5 separate regions of the Homo sapiens genome follow, and regions 1, 2, 3 and 5 are each linked to region 4. Evidence: chromatin contacts called from ENCODE Hi-C or POLR2A ChIA-PET data. All regions are on one chromosome and are shown on one strand. Each heading gives the region's core, a stretch centred on a gene start or an enhancer-like site at or near the end of the contact. The rest is flanking DNA. Distances are from core to core; before and after follow the strand shown.

Evidence for each region. Hi-C counts contacts between places; a loop is a spot of excess contacts on that map. ChIA-PET counts read pairs that join two places held with the same protein, here RNA polymerase II (POLR2A). Pooled maps may share reads with other maps.
Region 1: a pooled map shows a loop between it and region 4 (5-fold over the local background). The contact joins the promoter of ANKRD53 here to the promoter of C2orf42 in region 4. A Hi-C loop is called at or near these places in 6 of 50 pooled maps. POLR2A ChIA-PET finds 5 or more read pairs at or near these places in 2 of 52 experiments (OCI-LY7 and activated CD4-positive, alpha-beta T cell).
Region 2: a loop to region 4 is called in a pooled map, with 11 times the contacts of the local background. The contact joins the promoter of AAK1 here to the promoter of C2orf42 in region 4. A Hi-C loop is called at or near these places in 4 of 37 single-sample maps with no recorded cell type and 14 of 50 pooled maps. POLR2A ChIA-PET finds 5 or more read pairs at or near these places in 6 of 52 experiments (CD4-positive, alpha-beta T cell, HEK293, SK-N-SH and 2 more).
Region 3: a loop to region 4 is called in a map of naive thymus-derived CD4-positive, alpha-beta T cell, with 16 times the contacts of the local background. The contact joins the promoter of MPHOSPH10 here to the promoter of C2orf42 in region 4. A Hi-C loop is called at or near these places in 1 of 168 maps with a recorded cell type or tissue (naive thymus-derived CD4-positive, alpha-beta T cell), 3 of 37 single-sample maps with no recorded cell type and 8 of 50 pooled maps.
Region 5: a map of B cell shows a loop between it and region 4 (26-fold over the local background). The contact joins the promoter of TEX261 here to the promoter of C2orf42 in region 4. A Hi-C loop is called at or near these places in 1 of 168 maps with a recorded cell type or tissue (B cell) and 7 of 50 pooled maps. POLR2A ChIA-PET finds 5 or more read pairs at or near these places in 1 of 52 experiments (OCI-LY7).

The regions. Positions count from the first base shown.
Region 1 is chr2:70,977,239-70,982,111 of GRCh38, forward strand. ANKRD53 (ankyrin repeat domain 53) reads left to right here and starts at 1,392. Exons shown (of 6, transcript NM_001115116.2): 1 at 1,392-1,577; 2 at 1,859-2,105; 3 at 2,423-2,622; 4 at 4,698-4,862. The coding sequence starts at 1,408. The region is part of intron 1 of LOC105374795 (a long non-coding RNA gene); the gene reads right to left. RefSeq lists an enhancer at 22-291 and silencers at 1,319-1,408, 1,769-1,828.
Region 2 is chr2:69,640,159-69,645,102 of GRCh38, forward strand. AAK1 (AP2 associated kinase 1) reads right to left here and starts at 3,581. Exons shown (of 22, transcript NM_014911.5): 1 at 3,417-3,581; 2 at 2,720-3,116. The coding sequence starts at 2,882. It also overlaps a transcript of ANXA4 not described here. RefSeq lists a silencer at 3,330-3,659 and enhancers at 3,740-4,009, 4,765-4,944.
Region 3 is chr2:71,127,276-71,132,912 of GRCh38, forward strand. It overlaps MPHOSPH10 (M-phase phosphoprotein 10), which reads left to right and starts at 3,359. Exons shown (of 11, transcript NM_005791.3): 1 at 3,359-3,479; 2 at 5,623-5,637. The coding sequence starts at 3,391. It overlaps MCEE (methylmalonyl-CoA epimerase), which reads right to left and starts at 2,954. Exons shown (of 3, transcript NM_032601.4): 1 at 2,905-2,954. The coding sequence starts at 2,944. RefSeq lists enhancers at 2,177-3,035, 3,357-3,406, 3,507-3,556.
Region 4 is chr2:70,188,662-70,194,319 of GRCh38, forward strand. It overlaps C2orf42 (chromosome 2 open reading frame 42), which reads right to left and starts at 2,358. Exons shown (of 10, transcript NM_017880.3): 1 at 2,312-2,358. RefSeq lists enhancers at 1,757-1,866, 1,957-2,006, 2,220-2,805, 2,597-2,656, 2,677-2,766.
Region 5 is chr2:70,990,769-70,996,360 of GRCh38, forward strand. TEX261 (testis expressed 261) reads right to left here and starts at 4,105. Exons shown (of 6, transcript NM_144582.3): 1 at 3,920-4,105; 2 at 2,928-3,007; 3 at 1,062-1,215. The coding sequence starts at 3,989. RefSeq lists silencers at 3,677-3,766, 3,797-4,326 and an enhancer at 4,867-4,916.

The DNA of each region.
Region 1 (4,873 bases), core at 142-2,641, 790 kb after region 4:
GATGGAACATGAAAGTGAAACAGGAGTGTGACCGCTGAAGTACAGCGTCACAGGGAGATGTTTAGGCCTCCAGATAACTGTGGGCGGGCCTGACTGATGTCAAGCCCTCCACAAAAGGTGGTGGAGTAAAGTCTTCTCTAAACTCCCCCTGGGAAAGGGAGACTCCCTTTCCCGGTCTGCTAAGTAGCGGGTGCTTTTCCTTTGCATTGATGCTACCGCTAGACCACGGTCCGCCAGACCAGGGTCCGCCAGACCACGGTCCACTTGGTAACCGGCGTCTTCCCAGACGCTGGCATTACCGCTAGATCAAGGAGCCCTCTGGTGGCCCTGTCCGGACATAACAGAAGGCTCGCACTCTTGTCTTCTGGTCACTTCTCACTATGTCCCTTTGGTTCCTATCTCTCTATGGCCTGGTTTTTCCTAGGTTATGATTATAGAGCGAGGATTATTACAATATTGGAATAAAGAGTAATTGCTACAAACTAATGATTAACGATATTCATATATAATCACGTCTATGATCTAGATCTAGATCTAGTATAACTCTTGTTGTTTTGTATATTTTATTATACTGGAACAGCTTGTGCCCTCGGTCTCTTGCCTTGGCACCTGGGTGGCTTGCCGCCCACAGAAACTAAGTCAGATAACTTGCCAAAAGCCACACTGCTGATGTGCAGCGCACCCGCTTCACTGCAGGTGGAAGTGGAAGTGAATAATAACCTTCCTGGAAGGCAGTCTGCAAGCCCATATTGACAGCTGAAAAATATTCATTCCCTTTCACCTAGTGATTCGACTCCCAGGAATCCATTCTAAGAAAACAACCAGAGTTGAGCCATTTCGTTCTTGGCAGCACATGTGAAACAATGGCACATCCATTATGACGCTGGGCTCTGGTTGCGTCATAATGTACGTTTAGTATGTGGAGTGACAATGGGCGCTAGCTCGTAATATAATGCTATTAATAAACGAAAAGAGATACAAAAAATAGTCATGATATGCATATATATTGCAATAAACCATGATTTCTGTGCGTGGTGGGATGGTAATTTTTAATTTCCACATTGAATATTTCTGTTTTCTACTTATTAGTTTGATAATCGGAAACAAAAGCCAAGTGTCTTTGTTGTTTGTGTGTTTGATGCTGAGTTTCCCGGGCAGCAGGACTGGGAGGTTGAGTGGGGGTTTTGGCTCAGACCGGGAGCAGAGCGGCGGGTGGGGAGCGGCAGGCGGGCAGGGTCCCCGGAGGCCCCCGGGCTCTGCCCCTCCAGCTAGAGAGGCAGCCGAACCCTAGCGGCCTGGAAGGGGCCGGGAAACCGCGGCCAGCTGGCAAGGAGTGGCCCCCGGGGGCGGGGCGCCGGCGGGTGTGTGAGTAGCCCGCCCGGCCCGGGTCCGAGTTCCAGCCCCGCGATGGCCTCCGCGGGCAGCACCGCTCGGCGGGCGGGCTCCGGAAGCTGGCACTCAGAAAGGGGAGAAGGGAGAGGTGCTCGGCCGCAGCCAACTCCAAGTGGCTCCATGCAGCAGGCGAACAAAGTCTCCTTGAAGGCCACCTGGACTGACGCGGAGTCCAAGCAGCCCAGGTGGGTAGCGGGAGAAGGTGTCCCGGCTGCAGGGAGCGAGAACCCGGCCCAGCGCCTCCCTGGTGGGCAGGGCCTGGAGCGGGCGGGGGCGGAGGCTGCGGCCCGAGAAGCCAGCAGAGACAGGCTGGGGCCAGGGATCGCCTCCCGAGAGGTGCCTAGGCCGTGGCCCAGAGTCGCTTCCCCACTGCCCCGCCCACCAGCCAGGCGGGGGCCAGGGATCGCCTCCCGAGAGGTGCCCGGGCCGTGGCCCAGAGTCGCTTCCCCACTGCCCCGCCCTCCAGCCAGCCCCTGCCCGACCTCGCAGACCACCTCAGTGCGCAGGCGACTGCCCTCGCCAGGCCGCGCCGCCCTGCCTCGCTCACCCCGCCCCGCGCTGACCCCAGCCCCAGCAAGGAGTCCGACCAGACGGCAATCGACCAGACGGCGATCGGGAGCTACTACCAGCTGTTCGCAGCGGCTGTGGGCAACGTGGAATGGCTGCGATTCTGTCTGAACCAGAGCCTCAGGGAAATCCCCACCGACGACAAGGTAAGGTCTTGAGTGTTGGGGCAAAGACCGAGGTCCCTCTCCCGCTACGCTGCTCGGAGTGGTCACCTGGAGAAGAGATATCCTTTTCTGGGTAGATCTTCCTAATTTAACTCATCTTCTGGCTGTGGAAGGACCATTTTGGGGGCAGGGAGGTTGGGTGGGCTGATGAACACACACTGGTTAATTAGCAAAAGGGTGTGAGCATTCCTGGGGACACAGGGAAGAAAGTGAAGGTAACCCCAATAAATTTATATAAATTGTGGACCCTGGGACCTCAGTCCCACTCAGCCTCCTCCTGCCTGCTCTGAACCTCACAGGGCTTCACTGCCATCCACTTCGCCGCCCAATGGGGCAAGCTTGCATGCCTGCAGGTCCTGGTAGAGGAGTACAAGTTTCCCGTGGACCTGCTGACCAACAATAGCCAGACACCCCTGCACCTCGTCATCCACAGGGACAACACCACCGTGGCCCTCCCCTGCATCTACTACCTGCTGGAGAAAGGCGCAGACCTCAATGCGTGAGTCCAGCCTGCTTCAGGAGGGAGGCTTCGGGCACAGGCACGGGCACAGCCCTACTTCCAGGCAGGCAAATCCATGCAGGACAAGCAGAGGGGTTGCTGGAGGTGACAAGGATTGGGTCCCACATAAAGCAGTCAGGAATCCACATGGTGTAATAAAGAGACTGGGCTTTAGCCGGGCATGGTGGCTCATGCCTATAATCCCAACACTTTGGAAGGCCGAGGCAGGCGGATCACCTGAGGTCAGGAGTTCAACACCAGCATGACCAACATGGAGAAACCCCATCTCTACTAAAAATACAAAATTAGCAGGGCATGGTGGCGCATGCCTGTAATCCCAGCTATTCGGGAGGCTGAGGCAGGAGAATTGCTTGAACCCAGGAGATGGAGGTTGCGGTGAGCTGAGATGGTGCCATTGCACTTCAGCCCGGGCAACAAGAGCGAGACTCCGTCTCAACAAAAAAAAAAAAAAAAAAAAGATTGGCCTTTAACAGACCTAGTCTACATCCCAGCTCTGCAACTTGCTAGCAGACAGCAGGACCTTAGGCAAGTCACTCAACCTCTATGCCCCAGTACTCTGGCTCCCAAACTTAGGTGTACATTGGAATTACCTAGGGAGCTTAAAAAATATGAACACCTGGCCGGGTGGCATGGTGGCATAGTCCCAGCTACTTGGGAGGCTGAGGCAGGAGAATCGCTTGAACCCGGGAGGTGGAGGTTGCGGTGGGCCGAGATTGCTCCAATGCACTCCAGCCTGGCAATAGAGCGAGACTGTCTCAAAAAATAAAAAATAAAAAAAATTAGGCTGGCCGCAGTGGCTCACGCCTGTAATCCCAGCACTTTGGGAGGCTGGGGCGAGCGGATCACGAGGTCAGGAGATCAAGAACATCCTGGCTAACATGGTAAAACCCCGTCTCTACTAAAAATACAAAAAAGTTAACCGGGCGTAGTGGCGGGTGCCTGTTGTCCCAGCTACTTGGGAGGCTGAGGCAGGAGAATGGCGTGAACCTGGGAGGCAGAGCTTGCAGTGAGCCAAGATCGTGCCACTGCACTCCAGCCTGGGCGACAGAGCGAGACTCCGTCTAAAAAAAAAAAATTAAAAAATATAAACACCTGTGTTCCAATCCAAAGGCTGTGATTTAATGGGTCTGTGGTGTGACCTGGGCTTGGGAAGTCAGAAAAGATCCCCAGGTGCTTCTAACTTGAAGCTAAGTTTGGGAACCTCTGTCTCAGTGTCTTCAACTGAAACTTGGGAGAATAGCAGTACCTATCACATGGGACTACTGTGATCACTGAAAAGTGCATGGCATATAGGAGACTGCATTCATTCAAAGTATCAAGTATGCACTATGTGCTAAGCACTATGCTAGAGTCACAGAAATGGTCCCTCTCCTCACGAAGCTGACATTCTAGTAAAGGAGCAGACAGTGAATTAGCAAACAAATAAATGAACAAAATCCTGACAGAGCATGGGAAGTGGTTATGAAAAAATAAACGGGGTGATGGTGTAGGGGGTAAAGCAGGTAGGGGGAGGATCTATTTTGGATGAAGCAATCACCTCTAAGGAGGTGACATTTAAATTGGAACCTGAAGACAGAGTGAGCCAGCCATGCAAAGAGCCAGGGAAAAGTGTTCCAGGTAGAGGTAACATCATATGCAAAGACCATGTGTTGGGAAAGAGTGGGCAAGGTCAAAGGATAAGATCGAGGAGGTTAGGCCCAGGTCATGCAGATCTTGTGGGCATACGGAATCTGGTGAGGCATAGGGAAAGGGCAGGGGGCTGGTTGGTTTAAGAGTGGATGAGGTTAGTGGTCTCTGAACCAAGCCAGCTCTCCTTCCAGCAGTTCTTAACTATCACATACCTTCTAAAGTCAGATTTTTACTGTTCACTTAGTCCAATTCCTCCCTTTACAGTAAAGGAAATTGAGGTGCCAAAAGGGACAGACATAGCTAGGATCACCCAGTGGACTGATGGTAGAGCAGGGCTTGGAAACTGGTGTGTCCATCTATCTGATGGACAGATGCTCTTTGTCTTTCCTTTCTGCCCTTATCCCCACTGGTGGGGCCTTCCACAGTCAGACATGCAACGGCTCCACGCCCCTGCACCTGGCAGCCCGTGACGGCTTGCTGGACTGTGTGAAGGTCCTGGTGCAGAGTGGCGCCAACGTCCATGCCCAAGATGCCATGGGCTACAAACCCATTGACTTCTGCAAAATATGGAACCACCGTGCCTGTGCCCGGTGAGAGTGTG
Region 2 (4,944 bases), core at 2,331-4,830, 550 kb before region 4:
AATTATATATATTGCCTCATTTAATCTTCATGACCAGCCCATTAAGCAGTGGTTCTCAAACTTGACCTTGCGTCAGAATCTCTCCAGGAACTTATTAAGCCCCACACCCACAGCCTACAGAGTGAGGCCTGAGAATCTCCATTTCCAACAAGCTCGCAGGTGATAAGTATGCCCCACTTTGAGAACCACTGCCACAGGGAAACAGAGATTCAAGAGTGGTTTGGAATGTCTTGCCTACAGTTCCACAGCTAGTAAAGAACAGATCCAGAATTTGAACCTAGATCTGTCTGACTCTACAGACAGTGCTGGTAACCATGCTACTGTATGTGTGAATGTATGCCTCATCTTCCCAAATTCATTGGCAGATCCTTAAAGGCAGATGTCAATCACACTATAGACCTCCCTCATCCATCTCAGAACTTCATAGGGTCTTTGGACTTGGTAGGTGCTACATAAATACTTTGTATACTGGCTCCTACATATCTACATACTTCTAAGAGCCACAAATTCAAACTCAACTTAAGCCAAAGAACACAAAAAGGGCGCATAGCCAGACCCAGTTTTACGTGACATTCTCTCTCGCTACTCTGTCTTTGCCCATGGTGCCACCACACTAACTCCTACTCACTCTTCAGTCACTTCCTTCAGAAATCCTGGGCTCCCTAAAACTGGGGGCCACTGCACCCTAAGTTTATCTCTATGATGGCATTTACCAATCCACTATAACTGGCTATTTTCCATCTCTTAAAGCAGTTGGTAAAAGCTAGCATCTAGTTTAACAGTATACCCCCAGAGCCTAGCACAGCACCTGGCACTTCACAGGCAACTCCATAAACTGTTGAATGAATAAATGCAGAGCTACAAGTCCTAAATTCTGTGTAAAAATATCACAATACGTGATGCGCAGTTCTCAAAGATGAATCCCAGAGAAGAGGAAGGCAGCCTAGGTAACAAAGACCAATTTTGCCTTTTCTTTTCCCTATCACTTCTCTCACACTTGGAGAACATGCACCGCTTAGGGCAGCATCATCCGTGATGAGACAACATCCTAGCTGAACAAAACGCTCGTGGGCTATAAGGTCAGCAGAGGCCATTCAGAGGGGAGGAAAGTGTTCTGTGGCCCTTCGTTTCTCCTGATTTCTCTCTGACACACTCTCCTTTTCACTGTTTCTCCACCCCACTGCAGTTAAGGGCTTTGGCACAGGGATGAAAGAGACAGATCAGACTCAAGGGTGCGGATCTGGCAGCGGGCACAGAAGCATCTCCTAGCCTGCACCAAAGTCCACGGGAAAGATCCAAGGGGACAGTGACTCTGGCCCCAGATAAAGCGCAGCTAGAACAGTACTGAGATTGGAAGAGCAATAATTTCACATGGACATTAACTGTCAGAGATCTTTTTTAAAAATCATGTTTTTAAAGTACAGACTTCAACTCTATTCCCAGAAAACTGGGCCCTGCTGAATCCAGTGCTTACACAAGCTGAGAGCCAAACACAGCTTCTTCCTCTTCCAAACCCACCCACCAGCCCGCAACATCCACCATGGTAAGCATTTCCCAGGCCCAGGTCAGGACCCTTGCTTCAACTTTAGCTTGCAAAAGGCCCCTTTTTAAAGAGGCCTCTTAGCTTTCTCTCTTCCCTTGCTAATAAAACTGTTCCCTACCATCACCATGTTGCAGTAAGAGAGACCTCTCCCTTCTTCCAACCCCTCTCGGTCTATAACACAACCTACAGCAGGTTGGCCCCATCCAATCAGTCTGAATTGCTTCATGCCAAGGAAATTGCTGCTTTTATTAAAAATAAAAGCACACTAGGCAGGCGAAGGGCTGTGAAAAGTATGAGTCTGGCATAATTATGAAGGTCGAGGTTAAGGTTACCAAAAGAGACATGCAAAGATTTCCCGAAAGCCTGGGGGAATCAAGATGTATATCTACGTGAGTATAGACACACAGATGAAACACAGAGGGAATTTATGCAGCAGATCTAAATAACATCCTCTCTGATAGCGAAAAAACAAAATCAGAGCCACTCTCAAGTAATTTTTCTTTTGATTAAAAAAACAAAAAACAAAACCTAAAGCGAGAAGGAAGAGGGGCCTACTAGACTGAGTTCAAAATAACCACATTTGTTTTATGTAATTTCTGTTATCTTTGCTATAACCTGGGGACCTGATTACAGTTGGGTCAGGAAACAAATCTACTAGTGAAATCCACCAAGAGCCTTGGCCCTTGGAAAAACACGTTCACGTTCTCCGAAAATCCTCTCTTCCTTCCAATGCCTGCTCATGGAAGTGGGAAAGTTGGGTAGGAGAAGGAGAAACCCCTCTCTTCTTAAAAGTCCCCCCACCCTTCAGCCTTCACATCAAGATTTTAAGTTTTAGGAGGATGACAAGCCCATCACCCTGCCTTTGGCATAAAGCTTTACACTTTCACACATACGTTTTCTTGTGTGATCCTCAAAATTTGGCTTCTCAATATTAAAAAAATAAAAATAAAAGGCCACTAACGTAAACAATTTCGGCAACCTCCCCACACCCCCATAAGCCCAGTCACTTTCAAATCTCAATTTTAAATCTCTCAAGGACAATGACTCACAGGGCAAGTGAAGGGGGAAGGGAGGGTCAACTGGTCAAAGCCCATTCATACATGCAACAACTAGAAACCACAGTATTGCCGCATCAGCACAAGATTTTAATTTACGGCGCATTGAGCCCCACCGTACCTTCCGCCAACACCTCGTCCACTGTGACCTGCTGTCGCCCGATGCCGAAGACTCTTCCGATGTAGCCACTGCCCAGGCCCGAGGTGCTGCCCCCTCCTCCGCTGGAGCCGGAGCCCAGGCCAGAGCCGCCCTGCTCTCGCCGGGAGTCGAAAAACTTCTTCATCTTGCGAATAGGGAGCAGCAAAGCAAAATACCGATGGTTTCTAGATTTTTTTTTTTTTTTTTTTTTTTTAAGAAAAGAGATCCAAGGATTTCTTCTCAGATTTCACCTCGGAGAGGAGCCACCCGAATCCGGCCGTGGGGGTGGGGGCTGAGGGAGGATGCCTATAGGAATATGCGTGTCAATCGCGCAGCGGGTCCCCTCCTCCTCCAGAAAGCGATTCGTGTAAGTTTAAACCTGTGATGACAGAGGAAGAAAGAGAGGATGAATCAGTAACACGCTTAAAAATTCAACCGCTGAGTCCTAGGGGGAGCAAAAGCCATCATCCTGGGGAAACGCTTCATGTATTTTCCCGGCGAGAAAAACCGTGGGGCTGAAAACGCGACCCCGGCCCCAGAACCCGGGACCCCCGAGCCGGGAGCTCGGAGAAAGGAGGGATCCGAGCTGCTCCGGCAGCGCCGACCCTCCCGGGCACTGCCTCCCGCTCCTCCCGGGTCTCCCCGCCGCCCCTCGAGGCGGCATCCTGGCAGCACCCACTTGAGACGGCTCGGCGGCCGGCGCCCTGCTACCAGCCCCGCGACATTGTCACGGCCGCCGGGCCGGCCTGCGACGCAGAGAAGAGGCGGCGCTGCAGCGAGAGCCGGGGCCGCGCTCGGCTCCCGCCCGCCCGCCAGCTGATCCCGGGAGCGCCGGGCGGAGACTGACCCGCCGCCCCTCCCCCGCGCGCGCTCCCGCCCGGCTCCATCCACCCAACCAGGAAGTGAACCGCCGCCGGAAGTGCCCCTCGGGGCGGCGCGGCGAGGGACCGGGGCCTCTCCTGCAACCGCCGTTCTGTCGCCACGGATGGGAAGGAGTCGACCGCGAGAAGAGGACTGGGGGAAGAGGGTCTCAGTGCAGACAGAGTTCTGGAAAAGACTGTTGATATCACCCGAGCCGCAGGGCAAGCTGGGAAAGGTAGCTCGGCACAGTCCGGCTGCTGGACTACAAATCCCAGCATACTCCTGGAGGAGAGGGCGAGGCGGCAGCCGTGTGGCCTCCACGGCCTCGAAGGAGATTTGTGGGGTGGCGCGTATGTGGGGACTCGGCAATTTAAACACATCCCGTGAAGAAACTGCCAACAACTAAGTTCCCCCCCCCCCCCCCCCGCTGTATGTTCCACCCTTCTGGAGCCATCTTATTTGCGGCCTGGCCTCCTGGCACAAGGGATTCTGGAGGTTGTGGTTTCCGAACGGATCGAGACTGACACCTGAAGGACGCGGCTTAACCGCTTAGCCCCTAGCGGGTCCTGTGGGTTTCCCGACGTCTCCTGGGCTGAAATGGAAGCGAGAAGTGATCGGGAACATTGTGCTGGCAGTTGGATCCGGCTGCACCGAGCGCCAGCCTTGAAATAAGTAAAACCGATGCCCTTCCGCCCCTAACCTCAAAAGCTGCTTTTGCGTCTCGATGTTATTGAGAGCCGGCTCTGCGGTCAGCTCTGAGCTAGGCGCTGTGAGAACGCTCAGTAAGACAGTGTCTCGTCTGGAAATGTACAGGCGAGATTCAAACCGAGAAACTGCCAAAGGTTGTGTGCAGGGCAGATCCTAGGATACCGGAGACCCAGCCCGTTGGCTTGACCTCAAAACTCGGGGGCTTTTCGGCCCATGCTGTCCCTTAATTCCTCCTCCTTTGCTGACGCTGTGGGTGCGCATCAAAGCCTAAACTTCACTAGCTCCCTTGCACACAAGAACACTAACCCTAACCTGACCAGTTATTTATTTTTCACTTCAAGATTCTTCCATTGATACTTACGTTTCCCTGATACCGTCCAAGTGCTGAGGGCGGGGATGGACTGTGTGATTTGCATCTGCCAAATGCAGAAAATTTGGAAGGTCAGTTGGTACACTTTTCCGACCTAGATTTCCTGATGGATGATGCTGAAGAGTGGCAAGTTGCTGCCAAAAACAAACAAAAAAACCTACCATGATTTATTAATATTATTTTTCTAACCCCTGAATATGGGTTATTGTTCATCTCTGCCCGCTTTCCCCACTCCCTAGTGCTTGTCTCAGAATTTTTTTTTCAGCGG
Region 3 (5,637 bases), core at 2,109-4,608, 940 kb after region 4:
ACTTAAAAACAACATTGCATTTCTTTCAGTTCAGATTTTGCATTTATTTCAGATCACACTTTTTAGACACTGTCCCTGAATACATAAAGGTTTAGCTGCAAGGATCTATACTCAAATGCATTAAGAGTACTTACTATTTAAAGACATTAGATGTTAAATTTGTATAAAAAGTACTATAAAAGTGAATAATCACTTGTAATAGGTTTTTTAACAGCTTTATCTCTTAATAGTTTTTAAACAGACTTAAAATTTATATACCATAAAGTTCACCCATTTGAAGTGTACAATTCATTTCTTTGCATCTTTGCAAAGTTGTGCGACCTTCACATAATCTAATTTTAGAACACGTAATAAGTTTGTTTGTTTTTTTGAAACGAGTCTGGCTCTGTAGCCCAGGCTGGAGTGCAATGGCGCAATCTTGGCTCAGTGCAACCTCTGCTTCCCAGGTTCAAGCAATTCTCCTGCCTCAGCCTCCGGAGTAGCCGGGATTACAGGAGCGCGCCACCACGCCCGGTTAATTTTTGTATTTTTAGTAGAGATGGGTTTTGCCATGTTGGCCAGGCTGGTCTTGAACTCCTGACCTCAGGTGATCCACCTTCCTCAGCCTCCCAAAGTGCTGGGATTACAGGCGTGAGTCACCGCGCCTGGCCGAACATAAGTCTGAATTTTCACTGAATATCTGGTTTGAGGAAACATACGTATTTAGAAAGTCATTCATTAGAAGTGCTTTCAAGTTAGTCTGGTAAGTTTTCTCTTAAACATTTGACCAGTTAATTTCACAGCACCATATATATATCTTCAACTTGTTTCAAACTATGATCAATTTTTTTTATTCATTACAGTAAGTAAACAGATTACATTTCTGTTAGCCCATTTACAGACGATTAATGAAAGTAAACCTATGCAGTCATGTAAGTTGGTCATTCTTGTCTCCCACCTAACAGGTTCAATTTCCATTTTCAGAACTTTTCTACGTGTTCACTCTGATTTTTCTGTGCTTTTGTTTTTCGGCGAAGTTTTATGTTCCTTAAAAGAGGGGCCATAACATAGAATTACCATGTAATCCAGCAATTCCACTTATGAGTATACACACCCCCAAAGAAGCGGGAATTCAGAAGTATTTGTACACCCACGTTCATAGCTGTATTACAATAGCCAAAAGGTGGGGATAACCCAAATGTCTATCAAGAGACGAATGGATAAACAAAATGTGGTATACACACACAATGGAATATTATTCAGTCTTAAAAAGCAATTTTTTTTTTTTTTCTGAGACGGAGTTTCGCTTTGGTTGCCCAGGCTGGAGTGCAGTGGCGCGATCTTGGCTCACGCCAACCTCCGCCTCCCGGGTTCAAGCGATTATCCTGCCTCAGCCTCCCGAGTACCCGGGATAACAGGCGTGTGCTACCACGCCCGGCTAATTTTTGTATTTTTAGTAGAGACGGGCTCACGCCTGTAATCCCAGCACTTTGGGAAGACGAGGTGGGCAGATCACCTGAGGCCAGGAGTTCCAAACCAGCCTGGCCAACATGGTGAAATCTCGTCTCCACTAAAAATGCAAAAAATTAGCCGGGCGTGGTGCCGGGTGCCTGTAATCCCAGCTACTCGGGAGGCTGAGGCGGAAGAATGGCTTGAACCTGGGAGGCAGAGGTTGCAGTGAGCTAACGCCACTGCACTCCAGCCTGGGCGACAGAGTGAGACTCTGTCTCAAAAAAAAAAAAAAAGGTAAATTTTACTTTATGTATATTCAACCACACACACACACACACAAGTGGAGACATTAAGCTTCAAGTATCTTAATAGGACAAATCAAAGGCAATCTTTGGAATACACTGTCTTCATTTTTCCTTTATGCCAAGATGTGTATGTAAGTACAAAACAAACATGCACCTTTATCTGTATTGAGTTCTTGCAGTATGTATATGACCTGTTGGAAGTCATACTTTTTCCCAAACTGTCAATCATTAAAGTGTGCAGTTCTAAAAATAGACATAAAAATGCCTTTTCCCAAATATTCATTTATTTATAGTTTTACGTTCCTATCTTGTGTATCACCTAAGAGGAAGGTATGCCTTACGGTTAAGAATGTGGGCTCTGGTGCTAGAAGGATTTATCACGAATGTCCCGGAGTAACTCTGGGGCATTACCACTTGGCACCTTCTTCCTAATAGGGAATCTCAGATTAAGGGAAATACTTGCCCTCTCATAAAAGGAGGAAGAGAAAAAAAAAAAGGATAAAAAGAGGAGAAAGTGAGTCAGAAAACGTGACAATTATTACAGTTATTTCTGTCATAACTGATTCTATGTACATATTTTAAAAAAAATGAAGGGGGAGAGAACTCAAGAAAGTTTCCAAATCCACATGCTTTTATCTGTGTACGCGATAAATATATTAGTGCACGTGGAAAAACCACTCCTTTTGTATTCTTTACACCACTGACCTTTGAGTGTTCCCAACAGAAAGCTGGTCACGCTTGGAGTTCGGCCGACTAGTAGTTGTTGTTTTTACGGAACGTGCTCTCCTTTCTGGTTTCTCCCCAGTCTCTTTATTGGTGCGCGGTAAAATAACTTACCGATCCGCTTCTATTTACTTCTGTCCCTGCCCTGCCTGACCTGCCGGGCAAGTTCCCTCGACTCTCCCGCCCACATACTGGAAGGTGCAGAGCCCAAGGCGCACAGCTCTCGGATGGAAATGGGACTCATGCACAAGGCAATCCCCGCTACTAAGCGGTGGCGCTTCTGGAAGGCACCCTCTGCCTAAGTGACAGCAGCTGCTGTGGAACGCGCCCCCGGGGGAGGACATTAGATCAAGGTGCTTTGGCCACGCCGAGGCCTCCTCCGCCCCCGACCGCCGTTCCCACGCTCCCTGTCCCATGGCGAAGGTCGCCGGTGCCCGGTATTCACCTACGGCATTCGCGGCTGCAGCCTTCAGCACCCGCGCCATTTTGGAAAGCAACCCGCCACGTCAAGACTAGCCACGGAGGTTGAGAGACGCGCGGCAGAGGGCGGGGCGGGAGGCAGAGGGGGCGGGGACAGAAAGGTCAGGGGCGTGGCGAAGGTCGCTGCTTTCCTGCTACAACGGGCCTACTTTAGCTAAAACAGAAACGTAAGGCCAGGACGGGTCACCCTTTGTGGGCCCCTGAAAAATACAAAACGAAGTTTGGAGAGAGTTGAAAGGCGTTTGGGCTGACCATGGAGATTTTTGTTTCCCACCCTCCTGCGAAAGCGCTCGCGCTGCCATTGGCTCTGGCTGAGGGCGAGTCCGGAACCTGTGCGCCGCGGAACTTTCGGCTCTGAAATCCAAGTTGCGCTGGGCGCATCTTTGCCGCGCGGTTTCCGGGCGGCTCCCTTCCCTTGCATGCTGCATTGTGTCGGGAGTTGCTGACAGCCATGGCGCCGCAGGTCTGGCGTCGACGGACCCTGGAGCGGTGTCTGACGGAAGTCGGCAAAGCCACGGGTCGGCCCGAGTGCTTCCTCACGTAAGTGCGCAGATCCCGGGCTCGGGGTGCGACCGGGGTCTCACGTGGACGCGGGTTGCAGGCCTCCGGCAAATTGTGGAGCTGGGGGAAGGTAAGGGGAAACGTAAAATCGCTTTTCCCCAAATTTCAGAGTTTATGCTTTCCTAGGCTATCAAAATTTTAAAAACTGTTAAAATTTGTATAGATGGATCTCTCAGTTGAGTGTTACTGAAATCACTCTAACCTCAATTGTTAACACCTAGAAGCTTCCCTTGGGCTTCTTACGCCCCCATCCCTCTACACACAGACTGTTGGTTTCTCCTTCCTCCTATGTGCTCTCAAAGCACTTAGCGCTTAGCATACTTTATTGAAAGTACGAACTTGTCACTTGTCTGTCCACCCCCCATGACTAAGCTTCTTCAGAAATAGAACTTCCATGTCTCTTCCCAACACAAGCGTTTTATATGTATTTTGTTGAAGAATTTAAAATGTGATCTATGAAATTATTACTCATTTATGTTTCAAACCCCAACCTTTCCCTGAGTTCCCAGCTCACAGCAACTACAGACTGAGCTTAGTTTGAATTCCGTAGCACACAACTGGGATATCCACACTGTACAACTTTTAACGATTTTTAAAATTTTGGTACTGTCAAGCATCTCAAATTCACTGCGTCCAAAATAGAGCTGTTGTGTCTGTTTAATAGAATTGTTGTTTCTACCCACCTATACTCTGCCATCCCCTGAAGTCCTTTTCCCATGCTACACCTGTCAAGCGCGTCTGTGTGAAGAGACCACTAAAACAGGCTTTGTGTGAGCCACAAGGCTGTTTATTCACTTGGGTGCAAGTGGGCTGAGTCCGAAAAGAGAGTCAACTAATGGTGATGGGGAAGGGGTTGCTTTATAGGAGTTGGGTAGGTAATGGAAAATTACAGTAAAAGGTGGTTATCTATTAGCAGAGGAGGACGGGGTCACAAGGTACATGGTGGGGAGATCATAAGACTTATTGTCCAGAAGAAGAATGTCACAAGGTCGATTGATCAGTTAAGGTAGGGCAGGGACAAGTCACAATGGAGGAATGTTGTAATGTTGATTAATCAATTAAGGCAGGAACTGGCTGTTTTATTTCTTTTGTGGTTTTTCGGCTGCCCCAGACTTCTTGGCTCCTGCAGGCCATCTGGACATATATGTGCAGGTCACAGGGGTTACAATGGCTGAGCTTCAGCTCAGAGGCCTGACACCACCACCCAAGCCTTCCCTATCTCAGTAAATGGCACTTCTGTCTTTTCAGGTACTCAAACATAAAACTAGGCTGCTACTTTAATGTCTTCATTTTTCTCTATTCTATATCTAATTCTTTAGCAATCCTGTCAGTTCTACCTCCAAACTATACTCAGCATATTCACTGCTCTAACTCCAGTCTAAATCACCATTATCCTTTCGCTGGAATGCTGCATCAACCTTCTAATCACTGTACTTTCCTCCTCCTCCCTCGTCCCTTTCTCCTTCCTTCGTGTAAATCATCATTTCATCCCTCTGCTTAAAATGTTTTCTCTTTACACTTTAAATGACAAATTCTTACTCCTGAACCATGCATAATTTGGCTCCCATCAGTCTCTCCAGCTTCACCCTCTGCCTCCTTCACACTCTAGCCATGGTCACCTGTTTGTTTCCTCAAGCTCACCTCTAGAGGATTTGCATCTTAGAGGATTTCTTCTGCCTGGAATACATGTTTCCCAACCTTTATAAGACTATCTCCTTATCTGTAGGTTTCCTCTCAGATGTGACATCTAAGAGAGGTTTTCCTTGACCACTGTAGCCAAAGCAAATGTTGATCATTGAATGAATAAGTGAACAAATGAATGGAGTGGTATATAATGTAGCAGAATTGATAATTTAAGGTTAATTCACTATATATCTCCAAGCAAATAGATTTATAATGGTTTTCCTGCCTAAAATCTATACAGCCGATTCACAGATACTTGGTTGACAGGTTTTATATATCAGTGTAGCTCATCAGCTTATATGTTGTTGGGGGCCAGAATCTATACTTATACTTCATTCAAATTTTATTTTACAAAAGAGTTGGGTTTTTTTTATTTTTATTAAGAGTGCTGTGAAATTATTACCTGTAATTCTAAATCTCACTTAATTCCTCCCAATAGGATTCAAGAGGGATT
Region 4 (5,658 bases), core at 1,108-3,607:
TTAACTGAACTCTAGACTTTGCCCCTTTTTTCTGTTTCTGGATCAAATCCAAGATACCACATTGCATTGAGTCATCACGTCTCCTTAGTCCCCTCAAGTCCGTGAGTTTGTCTTTCTTTTTCCTAATCTTGACAGTTTTGAAGAGTCGAATATTTTACAAAATGTCCCTCAATTTGAGCTTGTTTGATATCTTCCTTGCATATTTGGAATCAGTATATTTTGATTTGATATTCTGACCCAGCAATTACACTACTAAGAATTTATTTTACAGACTGACTCCCACATGTGTGAAATGAGGGAAATTATAAGGCAACTCAATGAAGAATATTTGTAGCAGCAAAATATAAGAAACAACCTGATGTCCCTCAAGAAGATACTGGTGTAATTAATTATGGTATGCCTACAAAATGGAATACTTCCCAGAAAATAAAATATTTTTACAGCTGTTTAAAAAAAAATGGCATGGCCGGGCACGGTGGCTCACACCTGTAATCCCAGCACTTTGGGAGGCGAGGCAGGCGGATCACCTGAGGTCGGGAGTTCCTGACCAGCCTGAACAACATGGAGAAACCCTATCTCTACTAAAAATACAAAATTAGCCGGGCGTGGTGACGTATGCCTGTAATCCCAGCTACTCCGGAGGCTGAGGCAGGAGGATCGCTTGAACCCGGGAGCCAGAGGTTGCGGTGAGCCAAGATCGTGCCATTGCACTCCAGCCTGGGGAACAAGAGAGAAACTCCATCTCAAAAAAAAAAAAAAAAAAAAAAAAAAATGGGCCGGGCGCGGTGGCTCACGCCTGTAATCCCAGCACTTTGGGAGGCCGAGGCGGGCAGATCACAAGGTCAGGAGATCGAGACCATCCTGGCTAACACAGTGAAACCCTGTCTCTACTAAAAATACAAAAAATTAGCTGGGCGAGGTGGCGGGCGCCTGTAGTCCCAGCTACTAGGGAGGCTGAGGCAGGAGAATGGCGTGAACCCTGGGGGGTGGAGCCTGCAGTGAGCCGAGATCGTGCCACTGCACTCCAGCCTGGGCGACAGCGAGACTCCGTCTCAAAAAAAAAAAAAAAAAAATGGCCTGAGTAGCTGGACGTGGTGGCTCACGCCTGTAATCCCAGCACTTTGGGAGGCTGAGGCGGGAGGATCACTGAGCTCAGGAGTTCAAGACCAGCCTGGGCAACATAGTGAGACCCTGTCTCTTAAAAAAAAAAAAAGATACACTGTGGAGTGAAAAAAGTGCAGCACTTTGTAATATGCTATTCTTGGTTTTACTCTTTTAAAAGAAAAAAAAAAAGACGAGAGATACACATATGTATCTATCTAGACACACACACATACAATGTCTATTGCATCAGAAGAAACGACATGGGATTTGGGAAACAGAAGTTAGGAGGGAGACTTACATCTCACTGTTTGGCAGTATTTGAATTTTAAAACATGTACTAGTATTACTTCCTAGAGACTCTATATCGAAAGCATATACAAACAATTAACACAACTTGTAAAGAACGTGGATTTGAAACCTGAAAGATCTGCTGGGTATTCTCTTCTCAGCAAGTTTACAAATCAGCCTCCTCGGCGGGAGAGTGTCAAGGGACTGGTGTTGGAAGCGTTAACCCGCGATGGGTTTCCATCCAACCACTACCCAGACCTAAATGTTTGGTGGATTCTGTTTCATGCTTGTGAGGCACAGTTAGGGGAAAAGAACAAATGATCATTACGGATAAATAATAAAACTAGCTGAGTACACTGCGTGTTAAATCCTTTCTATGCATGTACTGCCCACACGATCCTGTGAGGTAGATACTATGTTACCCATCTTAGAGATGAGGAAACTGTTACTCAGATTTGACGGAAGCGTCACAGCCAGCAGGTAACTCACAAACGTGGGTTTGTAGTCGGCTGGATGGCTTGCCAAACCACAAGTGGGAGGATGGAGCACATCAGCCCTCAACGGCCTCGGAACAGCGGAGGAAGACCGCCGGGGCCCTGCAGTCAACGGAGCGGCCGCCCGACTCCGGGACGCTCACCTCCCGGCCGGCTTCCGGGATGGGTCTGCAGCGACACACACATATCCCCTGGGACCTGCTTCCCGGCATCCTCCCCGCGCGAGCGCTCACTTCCGGTCCCAAGTAGGCCCAGGCAGAAGCATCACCTCGCCGGCAGCCGCTCCTTGGACATGCTTTCCGCTGGGAACCCGAGCTCTACACCCCTGCCCCACCGCCGCCCCGGTCCTTGCTCAGCACTACCCCCTTACCTGCCCTGCGCACCCCCCGCGAGCCCCGGGGCCCTTAGCTGACGACCGCCCTCACCTCTTCTCTCTTCGCCTGCCGCGGCCTTTTACAAACGGGGCCAAACTGTTCGCTGTAACGACAATCGTTATTGGTCAGAGCCGCCCACGCGCGGCAAGTGGCCGCCCACCTGAGCTCGCGTTGTCTTATGGGAGTTTTAGTTCTCTCCTTCAGAGACCGCTGAGACACTGGGGGAATGCGGTGGTAGAACATACGCCGACCTAGCGGCTGTAAAGCTCAGGCTCTGCCTTGGAGTTGGAGTGCTTCTGGCCTATCTTACTGGGCGCTCACCTCCAAGGCTCGTCTTGACTCCCTTCTGGCCTGAGAGAGTCCTATTTCTGAATAGACTTTTGCTGGTAATTGATGCAAAAATGACTTGAGTTGCTGGACGTGGTGGCTCACGCTTGTAATCCCAGCACTTTGGGAGGCTGAGGCGGAGGATCTCTTGAGGCTAGGAGTTCGAGACCAGCCTGAGCGACATAGCGAGACCCTGTCCTTACAAAAAATGAAAATTAAAAAAAAAATCGCCCGAGATTTTCTACATTATTAGCAGATGTCAGCTGCGAATTTGGAGTTTGTTTGGAGGTTCTTGCCCACCTGAGTATTCACCTCTATCACATGTATGTTTATGACAAGTTAACTTTTTCTCCCTTAAGTACACTTTGAACTACACTTGAACGTTTTCTCTTAAAATGAGATAAAAAAGAGCTTCCTGTATATCTTAGTTCTGGTCCTTGGAATCACGGAATAAATCTAAATGCTCATCGTTCATGATTGAAGATAGCTCCCGAGTGCAATGTGTTCATGGTGAGGCCACTGTGTTGGAAAACCCTGGAATGAGGTTTTCTGCTCTCCTGACCCTAGTCTGGCTACTTACTAGTGGTAGCAGGTTAATTTACTATTGGGAAACCTTAGTCAACTATTTATAAGAGAAGTGGAACGTTCCGGCCGGGCGTCGTGGCTCACGGCTGTAATCCCAGCACTTTGGGAGGCCGAGGCGGGCGGATCACAAGGTCAAGAGATCGAGACCATCCTGGCCAACATGGTGAAACCCTGTCTCTCTACTAATACAAAAAAAAAAAGTTAGCTGGGCGTGGTAGCGCGTGCGGGTAGTCCCAGCTACTCGGGGCACTAAGGCAGGAGAATCGCTTGAACCTGGGAGGCTGAGGTTGCAGTGAGCTGAGATCGCGCCACTGCACTCCAGCCTGGCGACAGAGCGACTCCGTCTAAAAAATAAATAAATAAAATAAAAAAAGAGAAATGGAACATTCCAGGACTAATGTTTGTAGTATTAGTTCTTAAACTGGAAAGAGAGGGAGAGGGACACAATTTTTCCAGAAGACTTTTTAGTTTTCTTTCCATTTATTATGTAAACTAAAAATAAAATCCCATGCCCCACAGCCAACTGAATGAACCCTCACCCCTTGGCCAAGGGGATGTTAAACTGAATTCTGAATTCTCCTGGGTGGAAAGGGAGGTCGGACATGCCTCCTTATACTCCCTCTTTTGGAGTTTAGGCACAACTGACCACCATTAATGTTAAAAGAGAAATTATAAGAATGGCAGAACAGACTCTCTGTAGCAATAGAATACCAAATAATAAACAAGACCAAAGGCCATGCAAGGCAAGAATTAAGCCACACCCTACAAACCATAACATCTTTTTAAATGAGTTTTTAAATTAACCCTGTATCGTGTGGCTTACTTTCCAGCCTGAATCAGGTATAGCACCACATGATAAAAAGCAGATGCCCCACCCTTATAATGTAAGCATTCCTTTGTACTGACTTCGAGTCCTTAGACAAAGCTTAACTCTATTTTTTTTTTTTTTTTTTTTTTTTTGAGAAGGAGTCTCCCTCTGTTGCCCAAGCTGGAGTGCAGTGGCATGATCTCAGCTCACTACAACCTCCGCCTCTGGGATTCAAGTGATTCTCCCACCTGAGCCTCCCGCGTAGCTGAGATTACAGGTGCATGCCACCACACCCGGCTAATTTTTGTATGTTTCAGAGAGATGGGGTTTCACCATTTTGGTCAGGCTGGTCTCGAACTCCTGACCTGAAATGATCCACCTGCCTGGGCCTCCCAAAGTGCTGGGATTACGGCAGTGAGCCATGGCGCTCTACCAAAGCTGAACTCCTTCAACCAATTGCCAACTAAAGAATCCCTAGGCGGGACACGATGGCTCACCGCATCTGGCCTTTTTCCTTTTTCCTTTTTTTTTTTTTGAGACAGAGTCTCGCTCTGTTGCCCAGGCTGGAGTGCAGTGGCGCAATCTCGGCTCACTGCAAGCTCCACCTCCCGGGTTCACACCATTCTCCTGCCTCAGCCTCCCCAGTAGCTGGGATTACAGGCACCCGCCACCGCACCCGGCTAATTTTTGTATTTTTAGTAGAGACAGGGTTTCACCATTTTGGCCAGGCTGGTCTTGAGCTCCTGACCTCATGATCCACCCACCCTGGCCTCCCAAAGTGCTGGCATTACAGGTGTGAGCCACTGCACCCGGCTCCGCCCCCCCCCTTTTTTTTTTTTTTTTTAATTTTTGAGACAGGGTCTTACTCTGCTGCCCAGGCTGGAGTGCAGTGGCGTGATCTGCAGTCTCAATTTCTCAAGCTCAATTGATCCTCCCTCCTAAGCCTCCTGGGTAGCTGAGACTACAGGAGCTCGCCACCATGCCCAGCTAATTTTTGTATTTTTTGTAGAGATTGGGGGTGGTGGTGGGTCTCTCTGTGTTGCTCAGGCAGTGGTCTTGAACTGGCCCCAGGCAATCCTCCCACCTCAGCCTCCCAAAGTTGCTGGGATTACAGGCATGAGACACCATGCTCGGCTAAAGCCATTTTCAATGAAAAGAATTTGGCCAGATATACAGTGGCTCACACCTGTAATCCCAGCACTTTGGGAGGCCGAGGTGGGCGGATCACCTAGGTCAGGAGTTTGAGACCAGCCTGGTCAACGTGGCAAAACTCCCTCTCTACTAAAAATACAAAAATTAGTGGGGTGTGGTGGTGGGCGCCTGTGATCCCAGCTACCTGGGAAGCTGAGGCAGGAGGATCGCTTGAACCTGGGAGGCAGAGGTTGCAGTGAGCTGAGATGGCACCACTGCACTCCTGCCTGGACAACAGAGTAAGACTCCATCTCAAAAAAAAAAAAAAAAAAAAAAAGGGCGGGCACGGTGGCTCACGCCTGTAATCCCAGCACTTTTGGAGGCCGAGGCGGGTGGATCATGAGGTCAGGAGATCGAGACCATCCTGGCTAACACGGTGAAACCCCGTCTCTACTAAAAATACAAAAAAATTAGCCAGTCGTGGTGGCGGGCGCCTGTAGTCCCAGCTATTGGGGAGGCTGAGGCAGAAGAATCGCCTGAACCCGGG
Region 5 (5,592 bases), core at 2,855-5,354, 800 kb after region 4:
TTTAGGCATTAAAGGGCAGATCAAGGGAGTGAAGTCAGGGGAGCCTGCTGCTGAGGGGCTGGGGGCAGGACTTCTTCCCTGGACAGAGGGGCCTGGTCTCCATGGAAGGGCTCCCTAACAAACCTCTGCTGAACAAATTCTTTGGTGAAATCACACCCAAGGAAGAAACCAGTTTTGGCTTTAACAATATGCCCTTTGTGTGGATAATATTCACCCTCCAGGCTCTCTCATAGAAATAGAAAAGTCACTCTAAAAAACCCCTAACTCCATCTGATACCCTGACTGAAAGCTAGGGTAGCCAGCAATGATGAACAGGAGCAATGGCAATCTTGGCAACCAAAATACTTTCCGAAGCCTTTTCCAGGAATATCTGTAAATACCTATATGCACCTACTATATGCCCACTGAGTCTCCCAATAGTTCTTTCAGAAACATCCTCTCTGAATAGATGGAGAAGCTAAGGCCCAGAGAGGGCCAATGATTCCCCAGGGTCAGAAAGTGGTGGCAGGGCAACGCCAAGAAGACTGGGTCCTCCACATCCAGGCTCAAGCCCGAGGCAGCGGCAGCCAGTGAGAATGAGATGAGAAGCTGCAGCCCCCAGGAGGCATTCACACCAGGCCAGAGTCTGCAAGGTGCTCACAGCCCCATGAGGCTCCAGTCCTAACAATGACTTTGGGTCAGAGGACTGGACGGACAGCTGCCTGCCTACCGGAAGGGCTTTGGGCTTTTTCTGGCCAAGTGGTTTTTTTGAGGCTGGAACTGCTCAGTTGGGGGCCCTGCCTCAGCCAATCCACAACCTCTTCTTTCCCAAACTCTCCTTCAAACTTACCTCTCTGGGAAAGCCCTCCCTGTCTGAGTCCCCAGCCCCAACAAATTCTATTCACTAGAGCCAAGGTGGGCTCTAGAGTCCTCAGCAGTAAGAACCGCATCTTCCCAACTAGCCTGGCTTCCTGGAGGACTTCAACAGCTGGCTTCCTTTTTCTGTATCCCCTTTAGTGCCCAGGATGGAGATGGGCACACCCAACCACATCAGCTGCCTCCCCAACTCTGTCCCCTCTCACCACACGACAGGATGAAGTTAGGCGAGGTCAGCATGATGAAGGGGAAGGTCTGGAGGAGGCCAAAGTAGACGAGGTTGGTGAATAGGCCCACTCCAATCATGCTGGTGGGGAAGCGCTCAAAGACGTAGAGGCCAATCAGTACAGCGGTGGAGAACTGAAACAACCAGAGGCAGACAGTGCAGGGCGCTTCTTCCAGGCAACGTTCCTGGACTCACCAACCCCCAGCCCGCTCTGGGCAGCACTAGGTTCATGCTTCAATCTCCTCATTTCACAGGTCTGGCCTCCCCAGCTAGGTTCTCTGCTCCCAAAAGGCAACATTTTTTTTTTTTTTTTTGAGACGGAGTCTCACTCTGTCATCCAGGCTGGAGTGCAGTGGCGCGATCTCCTGGATTCAAGCAATTCTCTTGCCTCAGCCTCCTGAGTAGTTGGGACTACAGGCATGCACAACCACGCCCAGCTAATTTTTGTGTCTTTAGTAGAGACAGGGTTTTGCCATGTTGGCCAGGCTGGTCTCAAACTTCTGATGGCCTCCCAAAGTGCTGGGATTACAGGTGTGAGCCACCGCACCCAGCCCATTTCTCAAACTTTTTGACAGCAACCCACAGTAAGAAAAACATCTGCCAGGCGAGGTGGCTCACGCCTGGAATCCCAACACTTTGGGAGGCCAAGGCAGGCAGATCACCTGAGGTTGGGAGTTTGTGACCAGCCTGACCAACATGGAGAAACCCCATCTCTACTAAAAATACAAAATTAGCCAGGCATGGTGGCACATGCCTATAATCCCAGCTACTCGGGAGGCTGAGGCAGGAGAATCGCTTGAACCCAGGAGGCAGAGGTTGCGGTGAGCTGAGATTGTGCCACTGCACTCCAGCCTGGGTAATAAGAGCGAAACTCCATCTCAAAAAAAAAAAAAGAAAAAGAAAAACATTTTACACTGTGACCCCAACACATATATACATATATATGATTCAAAGCTCAAATTTCAATTCTATTTATGTTCCTTTTTTTAAAAAATGCTGATTGTGACCTACTATACAGCCAAATAATGAATCATGCCTACAGTTTGAAAAACACTACTGATAAGTACCTACAGTTGTCAGTGCTTAGCAAATGACAGTTGGCTGAATGAAGGGCTAATTACTGTGCCAACACCCACAAGCTGGGCCTCTGGACCAGAGCTGAGGGCTATAGTCTTGCCTCCACTGTGAACTCCCAACCTCAGCCATGCCCAGAGTGCACATGGCTGCTGACACCAGGCGACTTGAGGGGCTGTGGACGCTTTCTCTCCAATGGCACCCCTACCCCCAGCCTTTCCTGCAGCTGAAGGAAGTCTGTCCACCAGCAGTCACCCCTATGGCTTTGATATCAGTGGCAAGGACTGTGTCTTCAGTAAGAGAAGCCTCCCATGAGACCAGGGAAGGGCGAGGGCAGCGAAGCTGTGCCGATCTTAGGACAAATCACTTGATCCGATTAGAAAGATGGCAATGAACATATATGCAAAACTGTCTTATGGCTCCTCTAAGTTTTAAATGCTGTGAGCAGAGCAAAGGGCTAAAGACAGCGGGAGAGAGCTAAGCAAAGTCAAATCTACGGTCTTGTCAACAGAGAAGTACACTTCGCTGTCACCTTAAGGACTAGAGCACAAGGCCTGCAGTGAAACAATGCCACTTGGGGAAGGCGGCCAGGGAAGATCTGGGCCCAGGAGTGCAGACCCAAAAGACAGCGTTCAGGGCAAGGAGGTAAGAGTGTATGCTCAGGAAACAGCAGAGACACAGGCCTCATCATCCATGCCAAACTCTCCCCACTTCCTGCTTTTGAGGCAGGGCAAAAGAGTGAGGAGGACTCCTGGAGAAAGATGCCACTTACCCAGATCATGTATTTTATGATCCTGCTGGTGGCCACTGTGTATTCTTCTATCAGTTCTGCCAGGTAATAGAGTCCAGCCGCTGCAGGGTGGGAGGCAGGGAGACTATCAGCCAGGGTCACTCCCACCATCCTGGTCACCCCTCTCTCTGCAGCCCAGTCCCCATCCACCCTTCATGGACCCCAGAAGGTCAAGAACAAACCAAACATCCCATGTGTTGCCCTTCCAAGTCTGGAGAAGTAAAACTTTCTTAGGGCAACTAAGGACAAATCTCATAAAAATCAACGAAAGTCTGCATTTGATGCCACAGTACAATGATAACCTCTGGCTCAGAAAACGGAATTTCACGTATTCAATAAACACCTGCTGGGCACTTGGCATGAGCCAGGTCCCTGGGCTGAGAATACAGCTGAAAAAGACAGACAAGGGTCCTTCCCTGACCCAGCTTGGGAAAGGGAAGGGGAACAGTAGGGAGAGACAGACGAGTTTAGTGTGAGAAATGCTACTTTAGGGAAAGGACAGGGCACTGCTGGACCATCAACCCCTGTGGACTTCCCGGAAAAGATGACATCTCAACTGAGGCCGAATGGGAACCAGCCAGAGGAGAAGTGTCAAAGGTGGAGAGAGCAGGGAGCATGAAGGGCCAGAGGCGCAAAGGCGGCGGTAGGCGTTGGGGAAAAGTTCCGCGCGGCAGGCCCGCGAAGAGTGGGAGCCGCAGCGGTTAGCGGTCCGCAGACGCGGGGGCGGCACTCGAGTCACCCTTTCTCGGGCAGTGCCGGAGCGGACTCTGTGACACCTGGAAGGAGCCACGGTCAGGCCGGGCTGCCAGGCTCGACAGGAGGGGCAGGATCAGGCGGGAAGGGGTTGGGGCGGCGAAGGCCGGGAGCGCCGGGCAGTGGTCCCCCGAGTGGCTCCGAAACCCCCGCGATGCGACCCCCAACGAGCACCGATGCCGGGGCGGGAGCCCGCGCGGGCCGGGGTCGTGCAGTCTCACCGACAGCCAGCGTGATGAAGGCCACCTGGATGAAGAGCGACAGCCAGCTCAGCAGGTACATGAACCACATGGCGCCCCCACCCGCCCGCTCCCCGGCCACCGGGACGGGCCTGCGCGCTTCGGCTCCGGCGACACACAGCCGCCACCGCCGCCGCCGCCGCCGCGTCCCCGCCCCGCGGACGACAGGACGACGGTGCGCCGCCGCCGAGAGGAGCCCGGCCCTAGCGCTGCCCGGGGCCAGGCTCGCGCTAGCGCCGCCCGCCGGAGAGGAGGGCCAACCGCCGCTGCCCCGCCAGGATCCCCCGCTCCACTGAGGGGAATGAATGCAGACCGCTGCAGCCAGAGGGAGGCGGGACGGTGCCCAGGGGCGGAGACGACCAAGCGCCCATACTGGGGCTCGGAGTGCAGCCTCCAGTCCCTCCCTGTGCACTCCCGTACCAGCCTGGAGGTGGTCCAGGGCCGGACAGGGCCGCCCGACCGCGCCCCAGCAACCTCCCCAGAACCTGCCTCCCGGCAGGTTGCGGACAAGTCTGTCTCTTGCTATCGCAGGTGATAGGGACAAAATTATTGAATTCCTAATATGTGCCACGCTCTGTGATAAAGGCGAGGTGTGTTCTTGTCGGAAATTTGAGCAGATAATGTAAATCATTTTATAGACGGGGAAGCCGGGGCCAAAGGAAGTTGCCCTGGGTCATGCACCTAGGAAGCGGCACAATCAGGAGTTGGGGTGATTTTAATCGGTCATCCTCCGGCCTAATTCCCCTCTAGGCTGTTCTTTTGGGGTACATTCTGCACCTTTGTATCGCCTGCACCTCACCCCTTGCCGGGCACGCAGGGCGTCCGCTAGGCGCTGGATGCATTTACTACACCTCTGGGAGGGTTCCTGAGGGGCACCTGGAACCGGTTAGTCCTTGTCAACAAGTCTCCCATCTAGTGGCGGAGACAGGCATGCAAAATAAAGTATGTAGAACAAGAGTCTAGTAGGCTTATTTCAGAATCATATTTTTCCTGCATAAAAATACGTATTCCTAAAAAAAACAATTACCGTATGATTTAGCAATTCTACTTCTGGGTATATACCCAAAAGAACTGAGAAAGCAGAGACATTTGTATACCAATATTCATAGCATTATTCACAATGGTCAGAAGAGGGAAGCAACCCAAATGTCCATCGGTTGACGAAAAGATAGACATAAAGTGCTATAAACATACAATGGAATATTATCTAGCCTTAAAATGAAGTGAAATTCTGACACATGCTACAACATCAATGAACCTTGAAGGCATGATGCTAAGTGAAATAAGCCAAATAGGGAAGGACACACATTGTATGATTCCCCTCATATGAGGTACCCAGAGTAGTCAAAATCATGGGCAGAAAGTTAAATGGTGCTTGCCAGGGTCTGGGGGACAAAGAATGGGGAGTTACTTTTTAATGGATACAGGGTTTCAGTTTGGGAAGATGGATGGTGCTGATGGCATCACAACAGTGTGAATGTGCTTAATGTCACTGAATTGTATACAGTGTTACAGAATTGTAAAATGGTTAAAACGGTCAATTTTATGTTATGCATAGCTTCCCCCTCCCCCCAACAAAATACATAAGATTACAAAGCCCATCCTGGCTAACACGGTGAAACCCAGTCTCTACTAAAAATACAAAAAATTAGCCG